Linked DNA regions of Homo sapiens: all the other regions are linked to region 2. The links are chromatin contacts, found by Hi-C or POLR2A ChIA-PET in ENCODE. All regions are on one chromosome and are shown on one strand. The core of a region is the stretch at or near the end of the contact, and the rest is flanking DNA. Distances in the headings are between cores, read along the strand shown. Region 1 has its middle 130 kb from the start of SHQ1. Region 2 overlaps LOC105377159 (a long non-coding RNA gene). Region 3 overlaps LOC105377161 (a long non-coding RNA gene).

Evidence for each region. Hi-C counts contacts between places; a loop is a spot of excess contacts on that map. ChIA-PET counts read pairs that join two places held with the same protein, here RNA polymerase II (POLR2A). Pooled maps may share reads with other maps.
Region 1: a pooled map shows a loop between it and region 2 (2.6-fold over the local background). The contact joins two enhancer-like sites. A Hi-C loop is called at or near these places in 1 of 50 pooled maps. POLR2A ChIA-PET finds 5 or more read pairs at or near these places in 2 of 52 experiments (K562 and T-cell).
Region 3: a loop to region 2 is called in a map with no recorded cell type, with 17 times the contacts of the local background. The contact joins two enhancer-like sites. A Hi-C loop is called at or near these places in 3 of 37 single-sample maps with no recorded cell type and 3 of 50 pooled maps.

The regions. Positions count from the first base shown.
Region 1 is chr3:72,720,659-72,725,324 of GRCh38, reverse strand. It overlaps a transcript of SHQ1 not described here. Among named protein-coding and RNA genes, the nearest start is that of SHQ1, 130 kb to the left of the region's middle. Within about 2 kb of position 1,829, at least 6 of the 41 ENCODE cell types and tissues checked have a DNase peak (open chromatin) inside an H3K27ac peak, as active enhancers do.
Region 2 is chr3:72,308,274-72,312,786 of GRCh38, reverse strand. It overlaps LOC105377159 (a long non-coding RNA gene), which reads left to right. Exons shown (of 3, transcript XR_940960.2): 3 at 290-435. Among named protein-coding and RNA genes, the nearest start is that of RYBP, 140 kb to the left of the region's middle. RefSeq lists enhancers at 1,772-1,951, 2,132-2,441. Within about 2 kb of position 2,271, at least 17 of the 41 ENCODE cell types and tissues checked have a DNase peak (open chromatin) inside an H3K27ac peak, as active enhancers do.
Region 3 is chr3:72,626,728-72,631,086 of GRCh38, reverse strand. The region is part of intron 8 of LOC105377161 (a long non-coding RNA gene); the gene reads left to right. Among named protein-coding and RNA genes, the nearest start is that of RYBP, 180 kb to the right of the region's middle. Within about 2 kb of position 1,691, at least 4 of the 41 ENCODE cell types and tissues checked have a DNase peak (open chromatin) inside an H3K27ac peak, as active enhancers do.

The sequences.
Region 1 (4,666 bases), core at 580-3,079, 410 kb before region 2:
AGAGAGTGCAGAGGCCAGTTTGGAGAGGCTGAATAAAGCCTGAGTGTGCGTGGTGCAGTGTTCAATTTTTATTTTTGAGGATTTATTTATGTATTTACTTGAGACAGAGGTCTTGCTCTGCCACCAGGCTAGAGGGCAGTGGTACCATCACGGCTCACTACCGCCTCGACCTCCCTGGGTGCAACTAATCCTTCCACCTTAGCCTCCTGAGTAACTGAGAACACAGGTGCATGCCATCTTGCTCTGCCAATTTTTGTATTTTTTGTAGAGATGGCTTTTTGCTATGTTGCCCAGGCTGGTCTTGAACTCCTGAAGTCAAGCAATCCGCCCACCTTGGCCTCCCACCATGCTGGGATTACAGGCGTGAGCCACCGCACCCGGTTTTTTGAGGACTTCAAACAGCAAACAACATAGTTTCCGTTACCAGTTAAAAAGTTTAGAAACCCAGCTGGGTGCGGTGGCTCACGCCTGTAATCCCAGCACTTTGGGAGGCCAAGGCGGGCGGATCACGAGGTCAGGAGACCGAAACCATCCTGGCTAACAAGGTGAAACCCTGTCTCTACTAAAAATACAAAAAAAATTAGCTGGGCATGGTGGTAAGCGCCTGTAGTCCCAGCTACTCGGGAGGCTGAGGCAGGAGAATGGCGTGAACCCGGGAGGCGGAGCTTGCAGTGAGCCGAGATCGCGCCACTGCACTCCAGCCTGGGCAACAGAGTGAGACGCCGTCTCAAAAAAAAAAACAAGTTTAGAAACCCAACTCAAGGTAGCTTAAACAAAAGGAGGGATATATTAAAGAACAGCAACAGTGTCTCAGGGAAGCCAGGGGGAGGAACAGAGCTGGGCTTGAAACTGGGAGGGCGATTTCTCCATCCCCATTGCCGGTTTTCTTTATACTGTTTGTGACCCAGTCCATGTTGTGGAACACAGCTGCCGACTACTCCTGAAATTTGTGAAATTGACTTCTGTAGTCTGGCATCTCAAGGGTGACTCATCTCTCAGTGCCAACACGCCTCAGGTAAGGACTCAGGAACTGGCTTGAGCCAGGAGTCCACTCCTGGACCAATCAGCTATGGCCAGGGTGGAATTGAGTCACACTCCACCTCCTAGTTGTTCTTAAGTAAGGATGGGGGCTGGGCACGGTGGCTCAGGCCTTCAATGCCAGCACTTTGGGAGTCCGAGGTGGGCGGATCACGTGAGATCAGGAGTTCGAGACCAGCCTGGCCAACGTGGTGAAACCCCTTCTCTAATAAAAATATAAAAATTAGCCGAGTGTGGTGGCAGGCGCCTGTAGTCCCAGCTACTCGGGAGGCTGAGGCAGGAGAATCACTTGAACCCAGGAGGCGAAGCTTGCAGAGAGCCGAGATCATGCCACTGCACTCCAGCCTGTGTGACGGAGTGAGATGTTGTCTCAAAAAAAAAAAAAAAAAAAAAGTAAGGATGGGGCTCTGGGCAGGGAGAAATAATTCTCAAAGAGGGGAATGAGGGAAGAGTAAACAAAGGATCTAAGTTGCCAGAAAACCAGAAACTAAAGAATGAATGTACCTAGAAGCAAGCTCAGAATTTAGCTCTGAGCTTTGTGGTAGCCAAAGCTTTAAAAAAAAGAAAAAAAAGGAAAGAAAGAAAACAACGAATAAGCATCTGAGTTCTGATTGGCTAATAAAATAAGGCACAGCAGATCACGAGGAGAGAGAAGCATTTTCTTCCATGAAAGCTGAGAGGACATTCTTTAGGTTTCTATGTGGAAGGGGACTAAGAAATACAATAAATGACTCATTCAGCAACAGTTGAATTTAGATTTCTGAGATGATTAAGTTTTTCACAATGTGTGGGGAGTCCCTCCTGGTGAATTCTGAAAGTAGAGGGGACATTATTAAATTTCAGTGCAAGGGTAGGCAGGGTGTGTTTGAGGGGGAACCAAAGTCATGCTCATTATGTTTTCTTTCGATGACCTCATTGGCTCTTGGAGACCTCAGTGCCGTGGTAAAAAACTCAGGGTTTACCTACAGGACTGGGGAGAGGGGTGTGGAGTGGGTTGGGTGTGAGGAAAACATCAGGATAAAGGGCAGCTGACAATCCATCTCTGTCAGCAGGGGGAACTTGAGAAATAGCTGCTCCTTGGTGGTAGCCAAGTGGTGCCTCTTGGGCCTAATGATATTCTACCAGGAACTGGAAAGTCTGGACTATTAAAACATGACTGTTGACAATGAATTTAAATTCCAAGAGCCAAACAAAACGTGGTGAGGGTGAATGTAGCCCTCGGCCATGGGCGTGCAGGCCCCACCCCTCTGGCGTTGCAAGGACTGGGTAGCCTGTGTTCATATGAGCTTCCTGGAACACAGATGGCTCTGCCAGGCTCTTGGCCAGAACTGGGCACAGTGAGAGCCCCAAGTGCAGAAATTCTGTGTCCTGTAGAGCCAAGAATGCCACACCTCTTACTCCTTTCCTTCTTTTTCTTTTTCTATTTTTTTTTTCCAGACAGGATCTCACTCTGGGGTGCAGTGCATGATCACAGCCCACTGCAGCCTGGACCTCCCAGGCTTAAGCGATCCTCCCACCTTAACCTCATGAGTAGCTGGGGCAACAGGCATGTGCCACCATGCCTGGCTAATATATATATATATATTTTTTGAGACAGAGTCTCCCTCTGTTGCCAGGCTAGAGTGCAGTGGTGCGATCCCAGCTCACTGCAACCTCTGCCTCCCGGGTTCAAGAGATTCCCCTGCCTCAGCCTCCTGAGTAGCTGGGAATACAGGCACATGCCACCATGCTTGGCTAATTTTTTGTATTTTTTAGTAGAGACGGGGTTTCACCATGTTGGCCAGGATGGTCTCGATCTCTTGACCTCGTGATCCGCCCACCTCGGCCTCCCAAAGTACTGAGATTACAGGTGTGAGCCACCACGCCCGGCCAAATTTTTAAAAAAATCTTTAGTAGAGATGAGGCCTCTCCCTATGTTGACCAAGCCAGTCTTGAACTCCGGAGCTCAAGCAATCCTCCCGTTTTGGCCTCCCAAAGTGCTGGGATTACAGGTGGCATGGGTGACAGCACCCTCCCTCCCTTCCTCCCTTCCTCCCTTCCTCTCTCTTTCTTCCTCCCTCCCTCCTTCCCTCCCTTCTCCTTTCTCCCTTCTCTCTCTCCTTCCTTCCTTCCTTCCTTCCTTCCTTCCTTCCTTCCTTCCTCCTTCCTTCCTTCCTGTTGGGCCCCAGGTATCCAATGATGAGTAAAACAGGCCCTCCATTCTCTCAGGGAGTTTACATTCCAGTTAGGGAGCCAGACTTTCACAACTAATTACACAGTGAAGTGGTTCATCCAAGTTGTAAGATGTGCCAGGAGGGGAGCCTGCCGAAAGCCACCTTAGAGTGCTTACAAGGGAATCTGATCAAGTCTATGTTTAGGAAAATTCCCCGAGGAAATGACTTAAGCCGAGATCTTAAGGAGAATAAGGGAGGGTTGTGATTCCAGACAAAGCAGGCTGCTGTGACTGCTGTGAATTGGGAAGGAACTTGTCACTTGTCACTTGTCACCGGAGGGCAGAGTTACCAGATGGGGCTGGGGACCGAGGAAGGAGCCAGGCAGATTTTGTTAGCCATGTTGAAGATTTAGAACTCAAGCAAACTTATCCAAAACTTAGAAATATGGCAGAAAGGAAGACTGCAGTTTCTTTCCACGTCGGCTTAGAGCATTATTTGCCAGGCCTGCCCAAGGATTAGTTAATTCTATATGGGAATTGTACCTTGGTTTGATTTTGCTATTTACTGATTGAACTTGATCTCTATTAAGTTACATGTAAATTTGTGAATAGCTGTCCTGTTGAGATGCAAATGGTTTATGTGTGATAGAGGAGGCAACCCTAAAGGTTTTGGCTTTATCACCCTGAAGGACATTAGTCATTTTTGTTCCTAACTTAAAAAATGAACAAATAAATTAAACTTTACATCAGTACCCCCTCTCTGGGGGACTGTAGAAACCCCTGTCATCAAATGCTTTTTGAAGCAGCTCTACCGTGCTGCTGGCTCTCTTATTAATCAGTTAAATATTTGACACATGCTTGTTCTATATATTAATCAGTTAAATATTTGACACATGCTTGTTCTATATTAGTTTCAAAGCCAGGTTTTTATCTTCTCAACATTATTCTTTGACGGAACTCTCTCCAAAGTGTGATGAAAGCTGGAGGGTTTTAAGCAGGCAGCTGCCACGATTAAATTTGCCAGTGGACGCCAATGTTAAGGTTCTTCTGTGAAAATTAAGAAATGCAGGCTTCTATTTTTACCTTCAAGTGGAGGCTTTACCTCTAGGGAAAAATAACTGGTTTGGTTGAGGACCAATCTTCTGTTGTTATCACCAAGTGTGGGTTTATTATAGGGTCTTTCTGCAAACATAGGGGCCTCTAATCATTGCAGTGTCCATTTTGTTAAGACTTAAAGCATCAGATGATAATTTATTGTAATGGGATCTAAACTAATGAACTCCACTTACAATTAAAATGTTTTAGAAAGCTTTCTTTTCTCCTGGGTCTCCCCAGGAGGCCCAGCTCTGACAAAAGTAGAACCACTCTGCTGTGGGATAGATTGCTCATCAGCTCTGTCAAGTGTCAGGAGATGGGCCATCTCTTTAAAGTGCTTAAAAAGGGGGAGGGGGGAAGCATCCATTTCTATAAATTATT
Region 2 (4,513 bases), core at 1,022-3,521:
TCTTGTACCCAGGATCAACATTTGACAAGCATCCCAGGGGGCTCTCTGATGGCAGCTCTAAGCCCAATCTTGCCTCACCTACTTCCCTCCCATCCTCCAGGCCTCCAAAACCTCCCAAGGCCATTCCAGCTCTAAACTGGAAAATGCGTTTGTTGAAAGGGGTTGAATTGGCATGAAATGACTAAAGGAGGTGCAGTTTAGCAAAGCCACGAACTGGAGCTACCTTCTAAATTAGGATGAGGGACTTTCTTTTCCGGATTAGTCATTGAGCAAGCTCCTTCATTCTCAGAACTGCCTCCGTGCTGCTGGTTGGACAGTTATTCTCACCAACAAGAAGGTAGACGATGGTTAGTCTATCTGCAGCTGCTCCCGCTTACTGAGGGGAAAAGAGAAGACTTCCCCTTGTAACCTGGCTGGGAGCCTTCCCAAGGTGGGTGAGGACATTTCCAAAATATTTTTTATGCTAATTAACGGAGGTATTAAAACGTACTGGCTAAATAATGCTGCCATTGAAAGAAGCAAAGGATGGAAGCACGTCTAACTTCCCTGTAAGTAGGCTTTCTTGTTGAACATTAAAACTCCCACAAATTCCCCTGTGGCTTCATCATAGACTCTGTGGTGACCACTACCTATGGACCACTGTTATGAGACCACTGTCTCATAAAGTGACTTTCTAAAGGCCTCAGATGGTCATCTTCAGAGCGTGGAGGAACAGGGGCCTGGGGCTGAGAAAACTTGATTGGTTTCAGCCTCAAGAAATCAGTACCAGCCCAGGTAATGTTGGGCTTTGGGTCTCTCCCTGTGCCTCCTTTGATAGTTTGGTGTCTTGAGGCACAAGGCAAGGGGACCTCTCCTTCCTCCAGCATCTTGTCACCTAAGAGATTATTTTCCTTTGGTGACACATTCCCACAGTCATAGGTCAATTTTTTTTTGTGAAACAAATCAGCAAAAAAAATCATCATGGGTCTTGCCATAAATCCTCAAGAGCATGTAGTGGGGTGGCGGGTGACTCTGAAAGTATGAAGGCATGAGGTTTTTATTCCTGGTGTTTCTCTCTACCCTCGTCCCCTCCTCCATTCTGGCTGCTGTGTGCATTTTGTTCTCATTGCCTCGGGAGAGGCAGCAACTCGGAGAGAAGAGAATGTCAGCTCTTGGCCTTGGAGTTGCAAAATCTTAGGCCTGCGGGGAGGAGAAGGACTGATGGGCATCAGTGACGGAAGTGGGGAGGAGAGCTGGGAACAAGATGAATTTCTGGGCCTGGAGATGGCAAGGTTTCTTCTGGGTGGGGAAGGAAGAGAGATGGAGGGGACACAATAAAGGAGAGAGGTCCTGCGGCCATGTGGGCTGGAGGAAACTCAGTTTCCAGGTACTGCCCAGCCCCTCCTGGAGAGGGGACTTGGGTCACCCACCAACAATGCCCAAGGGCTCTCAGTCAGCACCTCCACACCCTCCAGCTTATTACTGCGTTACCATACAGCATCAACACATGGGAGTTGCAAAGGTGGTCCTTTCTGTGGACAGCTGGTGGGACCTCCTAGCTCAGAGGGGAACCTCCAGCCATGTCCCGAGTGCTTGTCTGGCACCTTCGACTTCTCCCTCATGGATGTTCCTGTTTCAGCATCGCAGGCCATCTGCAAACTGTGGAGATGGGGTGGGGGCCTGGACACCTGCTGGGGTAGCAGTGATAGAAAGGACAAGAGGACAGGGTCCCTCAGCACTTCTACCTCCTTGAACCTGCCAGAGTCCACCTGCGGAGGTGGGGCGATGGTGAGCCGCAGCCCCCAGGAGCCCTTTAACTACAGAAGCTCATGGCGTGCAGAGGGAGGCAAAAGATGGGCCATGGAGTCACGCGAATCTGAGGACTGGCTCCAACTCCACCTTTGTCTCCCTCTTCGGAAAGCTGAACAGGGTGCAACGTGAGAAGGCGATCTTCCTTCCTGCCTTGCAGGCACTCTGGGGACGCTGCTTGTTTGCTCTGCTCTGCCAACTCTCCCCTGGGGACTCTCCTCCCCAGCCAGGCTGCCCTGGAGGGTGGAGTCTCCCCGCTGTCCTCCTGCTCCACCCCTCAGTCCACAGACCTTTTCATTTAAAGAGTTCATTGCTACAGGAAACAGATGGTAGTCACAAAAATAATAAACAGAGAGAATTTCAAAGGTTCCGGAAGCTCAGAGTCATGGTCTCAGGCCCGTCGTTAAAGACTTCCTTCTGAGATGGGGCCTGAGAATGACTGCAAACACTGTTGTTTCAGCCACTGGGATGGCCGGGCAGGGAACTGCAGTGCTGAGAGCTGTCAGCCCCTGGACTAGTGTGTAACCCTCACAGTCGTCTTGCAATGGGAGGGTGTCATGACCCCCACTTTACAGATGTAAAAACTGAGTTCAGAGAGCAGGATTGGCTGCATGATTTAGGACATTCAGTGTAAAATAAAAATGTGGGGTCTTTGGTTTAAAAATTAAGAACTTCAAGACTGAAACCACAGCAGACTGTTAAACCAAGTGAGGTGTCCTTCTGATCACAGGCCCTGAGTGACTGCCTGGGACACAGGCTTGTGAAGTCAGCCCTGTCAGAGATTAGGTAACTAGCCCAAGGACACCAGCTAGTGAGAGGCAACCGCGGCTTCCATGCAACGTCTAGGACAGCCTTCAATTGAATTTTGCTATCTTCCTGGTCTTTACCTGTGGACACCCCCATCCCTCCCTCCCACCCGCCATGGCTTGGCTGTCGGCATTATTTTTATAACTTAAAAAGAATCGTTAAAAAGTAAAGCATGACTTTAAGACGCCAACACTACACAAATCCTGATGTTGCTCCCAGAAGCCCTTTGGCTTTTGCTAAAACGGAGGCGGAAGAGGTGATTGGGCATTGCCCCACCTCCTCCTCCATTCAATTAACTTGACAAGGAAACATTTTTGAGACAGATGATTCTCATTTTTAATGCAGTTTGAAAGTCCCTAGGGGCAGGAAGACACTCGGGCTTGCCTACTTCAGGAAGTGGTGTCTTCCCTCCAATTTATACGGACTTTATTTTAAGAGACCTCAGCTGGCTCAGTCCACATTGATAAGCTTCCCCAATGGGATATGCATAATATAGGGCTTACAGTACACATTCAACACAATATCTTAATACATGTTTATACGAATATATATTTGTATTTTATGCTATTATCACAGTGGTTCTTAGAGGAGAGAATGACTTTACCCCTTAGGGGAACATTTAGCAATGTCTGGAAGACATTTCTGCTGTCACAGCTAAGAAGCAGCTGCTATTGGCTTCTAGTGGGTGGGGTTTGGGGGTGCTGCTAGACATCCTACCATGCACAGGGCAGCCCCCCACAACAGAGAAGTATCCAGCCCAAAATGTCAGTGCTGAGGCTGAGAAGCCACAACAAGCAATCATAATTAATTGGTATTGTCAAGGAATGAAAGATTACTGGGACTGGAACCCCACTTTGTAAAAAATCTACCCTTAGGAAATAAATTTTTGAGTGCTGCCAACTGAATTTGTGACTATTATGTAATAACTAACTGGGTCTCAAGTTAGGAGTCAGTTGAACCTCAGATAATCTTCACAACTCCCCCCAAGAAGTTTGAATTCTTTTTTTTTTTTTTTTAGAGGCGAGGTCTTGTTATGTTGCCCAGGTGGGTATCGAACTCTGGAACTCAAGTGATGCAACCTGCCTCGGCCACCCAAAATGCTGGAAATATAGGCGTGAATCACCACATGCCTGATCAGAAGTTTGAATTCTTATACTCATTTTGCTGATGAGAACACTGAGCCTCAGAGAAGAGAGTTAGGGAAGGACTTCCTGCAGGTTGTTTTACCCAGAGATGCTGTCAAAGAGTCAGCCAGGACAACCTGGGGTTCTTTTTCTCAAAGATCTACTTTTATCTCTTGGTACCAGGCCAGCTGGGCTTACTCCGCTAGTTGGAGCTGGGGGACACCCACATCCCTGCCTCTGGTTTAAGAATCTCTCCTCCTTGCATCTGCTCACAGTAGATCCTGTTTTTCCTTCCTTTCATATACCGCATCTACAGTACTATCTACAGTACTTGCTTTTTCTTTAAGGGAAGCACCCTCTTCCCAGAAGCTAGAGGTAGACAGACTCTGAGTCTGGGGATGGAGTGTGTAAACCAGGTGATAGCAGCCGATGTATTAAGTTCTTCTGCCCACAGTGACTGGCTCAGGATAGTCACATAATCCAGTCTGAACCATGAGAGGTTTGCTGCCCTATTGCTACCCCAGAGGACCCAGCCTAAGGCCGAACTCCAGTGAGCTGCCAGATAAAACACAGGTGGCCCTGTTAATTAATTCAACAATGAATATGTTTTTAGTACAAGTATGTCCCAAATGGGCCGGGGACAGTGGCTCATGCCTGTAATCCCAGCACTTTGGGAGGCCGAGGTGGGCTGATCACTTGAGGCTAGGAGTTGGAGACCAGCCTAACCAATATGGTGAAACCCATTTCTACTTTTAATAAAAATGCAAAAAATTAGCCGGTTATGGTGGCCTGTG
Region 3 (4,359 bases), core at 442-2,941, 320 kb before region 2:
GAAAAATAGCATGTGTGGCCCCCCATGAAACCTTTTTTTTTTTTCCTGGTAGATTTTCTGAATATCCTTTTTTTCTGACTGGCCTATAAAATGCATTGAGAAATTATGCTAATGCTAGTATCTCTCCAACCAAGTCCTACTGAGGATTGAATCTATTTTTCAAAGACAAAACTGAGTTTTAATTTAGTGCCCCCTTGACATTTTCCCTTTCAAGCACATGAAGGATGCTTCTGCAGAGGGAGAGGTCTTGGGAAATCTTTCACGGATGGCTACGCTTCACGCCTGGGTGGAGTAACCCTCAGCACGCCAGCTTTCAATTAGAAGTAAATAAATGGAGACAGCTTTGCGGTGTGCCCGATACTCTGAAAGATCAACCCCCGGCCTCGGGGCTGCCTTTCTCCCACTGCAGCTAAAAATGTTCATTTACATTTTTTTGGTGTTTTCTGAGCAGCTTTAATGTGCCAGGTTTAACCTTTAAGGCCCTCTCCCCTTCTTCCTTCTGCTTCTCCCCCAACCCCTGGCTTTGAGGATGCCACAAGCCTTGAAGCACTTGCAGGAAACAGCTGCACACAAGTGGATTTCCAACTGAATTCTTTAGATGGAAGTTTGGCTCTTGTAGGATCATGTAAAGGAGTCTTTCATTTCCCCTCTGTGATTGTCATTCTGTTTGGAATAAGGGCAGCTGGGGATGCCTCTCCTTTGCCCATTACATCCTAAGGCAGAGGTGGATTTGGGGGCCTTGGGTTAGGATTGGGGATAGGGGATGTCTGGGGAGGGACTCCTTGCTGTGCCATTCCTCCACATTTGGAGACCGGAGGGGAAGACCTTGGTGTCATTTTGAGATTCTTCTATTAGGGAACTATATCCATTAGTTATTGCTGCAAAGCAAATGACTCCAAAACTTGATAGCTTAAAACATCATTTACTCACCTTTAGCTCACAATTGTGTAGGTCAGCAATTTGGCCAGCCTCAGCCAGGCAGTCCTTTGGGTCTGTACTGGGCTGGTCTGGTCTCAGATGGGCATGATCAGCTGCCAGGTTGGCTTGCGACGGTCTCAGCTGAGATGACTGGGGCTGTCGCCATCCAGCAGGCCATCCTGCTCTCGCACAATGAGAGCTGGGCTGAGATGACTGAGGTTGTCACCGTCCAGCAGGCCAACCTGGGCTTGCTCACTTGGTGGTGGAAGGGTTCCAAGAGCAAGCACAGAAGAGCATGAAGTCTCTTGAGGCGTCAACTGAGAACTGGCGCCATGTCACTTTTGCTGCATTCTGTCAAAGCAAGTCACAAGGCCCACCCCAGTTCTGGGAGTAGAGAAAATAGCTCTGCCTCTTGATGGGAGAAGCTGCAATGCATTTTGGCAATTTTTGCAATCAACAACAAGGAGTGATTTTCCAGATCTGCTTCTCAAGGCCTAGGGCTTCCATGGAAAAGCCACAGGGGCCACTGTAGGTTCAAGATTAAAGTTTGGGCTATCCTCTCGCACCTTTAACCCGAGGAACTCACTTTTATCTGCAGAATATATTGGACTTCCAAGTAAGATCTCACTTGAACAAAGGTTGCCATGGTTAAAAGACATTGAATACCAATTAGTTAGAAGTAATTGTCAGGCTCTCCCTACCTGCTTCTGACCTCTGTGACTCATAGAATTGCACTTCCTGTTTTCTGATAAAAGAGAACTAGTGCCAAGAAGTAGGAAGATTCTGGCCTTGCTCATTCACTCATCAGTCTCTGTATCTCCAATCCTCATACAATCTCAGTGTTCTAGGCTGCAAAAAGAAGTGGAAGACAGTAATGCATAGAAGAGTTCAAACTAAAGCCAGGCTTTCAGGGTTCAGATCTCAACTTCCTCCGTTGCAGTGTGGTCATAGGAAGGTTACTTAACCTCTCTAAGCCACAGCTTCTGCATCTATAAAATGGGGTGAGAATATCTATTGCATGGATTAAAAAAAGATAATTTGTACAGCATAAAAATTACTCAAATCATGTTTACTATTTTTATGATGTAGTCTTCAAGTTCCCTTAACATTCTAACAGATTATATTCCCTATGAAATTATGGTGGGCAGTGCCAATTTCCAGTTGCTAGGTGTTCTGGTTTGGGATTTTTTTTAGGAAGGCATTCAGCAAAACAAGCCTCTGCTCACTGGCCTGCCACCAAATGGTAAAATTCAGCTGTTTGAGATTCATACCTTTGGCTGAGTACATTAAGGTGTTCTTATTCGTTAATACGTAGTTTGATTAGATCATTTTCTCCATGAATATTAAGCTGAACCCTAGGCAATGAGCAATGTGAACTTTGATGGAATGTTTTTCAGAGGAAGGGAAGATGATGTATGGGTGAACAGGAGAGAAGATAAGTTTGGGCTGGCCATAGCAGAGTTAGCGGGTGGGGAGCAAGGAGGTTGGTGCCTGAATGAAGGAGGGGACCCCTTACGCTTCCAGGAGAAGTGCCAAGAGGCACTTGGCATACTTTCCTGCTGTGCCTGGAGCTGAGAGTCTTCGTACCTGGTGCACAAGAAAGGAAAATGTATCCTCCAGCTTTGCCCATCATGATTCTGAAATGCTTTCAGGCACCCCAGGCTGTGCGGGAATATTTAAAGCCACCATGATTACCATTTGCCATCTGACAGGAAGCAACTCTGTGCCCCTGTATGAGAGAAGAGCAGTTATTTTCTAAGGTCCCCTGGGGCACGTTTTGGTGTCTCGGGGAGGAGAATCTGCACCCTCACCCCGCCTTCCTTTGGCAATGAGCAGGTCATCCATCAAGTTGGTCCTGCCCAACAGGATCTTCCAGATCTCTCAGCAGAGGCCTCCACTCCACTAGGTCTAGGCAAACAGGCTCCAGCTTGCTAAGGCCGCGGGCCTGATGGGAAGGGCAGGGCCAAATGGCCCCAGCCTGACTTTTCAGATGCTGCACGCAGACTGGGGTGCACTGAGGAGCAGTGCCTCATCTTGGGATGACAAGATGTGGCCAGGGGGTGTGTGCCTGGATTCCACAGGCATCAGCAAACACCTGGCTTCCTTTGGTATCAGGCAGAGGTGCATCTGGCTCTCAGCCAGCTGTCTATGTGGAAATATTCCACCCCTCTTTTAAAATTGCATTTTCATATCAAAGACAAGCTAGGGAACCAAGAGGCCCTTATTGGAGGGGAGCATTGTTTTTCAGGATTTGCCTTAGCATTTTTTTTACCTAGCAAATTCTCCTAAAATATTTTAGAGTTGTACTTTTTTGGTTTTGTTTTTTGGAATGTCTATCATTTTTATCAAACAAGTCATCTGTGGGTGCTCACTATGGAGAAATCTGAGGAAGAACAGATAAGTAAAAGTTTTGTTTACAGTGAAAAATTGCTTATAAATAATTTTTATTAAATTATCTATTTTTGTTTTTTCATCATTTTCTGTTGAGAGCATATCCTATCATTTGTTTACAGAATTCCCTGTGTTTAGGAATTTAGGGGTCTTTACAGGCTCCCTGCCCCTGCAAAAATCCCCGTGAGATGAAGCCCCAGTTGCTGGCAGTGGTAGTGGGGTGGTAACTCACTCTTCTCACTCTTTATTAACTGCCTGCTCTTGCCTGTCTCATTTCTCCACTTCCTTACTCATTTCTGTTTCACCTCCCAAATAAACCACCTGCACTGAGATCCTGGTCTCAAGGGCTGCTTCTCAGGAAACCCAAACCAATGCAGCTATCTACTGTTTTTGAGTATACAGTCACGTGCCACACAACGACTTTTCAGTCAATGATAGACTGCATATACGATGGTGGTCTCCTAAGATTATAATAGAGCTGAAAAATTTCTATCACCTAGTGACATCTTGATGGTCCTGACCCTGTGCAGGCCTAGGCTAACATGTATGTTTGTGTCTTTGTTTTTTTGTCTGTTTGGTTGGTTTTAGTTTTTTGTTTGTTTGTCTTTTTGAGACAAGGTCTTGCTCTGTCACCCAGGGTAGAGGGCAGGGCAGCAATCATGGCCCACTGCAGCCTCAGACTTCTGGCCCCAAGTGATCCTCCCACCTCAGTCTTCCCAGTATCTAGAATGACATACTGGAGCCACCATGCCCAGCTAATTTTTATTTTTTTTTTTATAGAGACCAAGGTCTCACTATATTGTACAAGTTGGTTTCAAACTCCTGGCTGCAAGCGATCCTCTCACCTTGGCTTCTCAAAATGCTGGGATTACAGGCATGAGCCACCATGCCTGGCTCTTTTTCCTTTTGCAGGGAGTGGGGTCTTGCTATGTTGCCCAGGCTCATCTTGAACTCCTGGCCTCAAGTGATCCTCCTACCTCACCCTCTCAAAAACTGTTTAAAGAGTTTAAAAAAAAATAATTTTTAAATAGAAAAAGGCTTATAGAATAA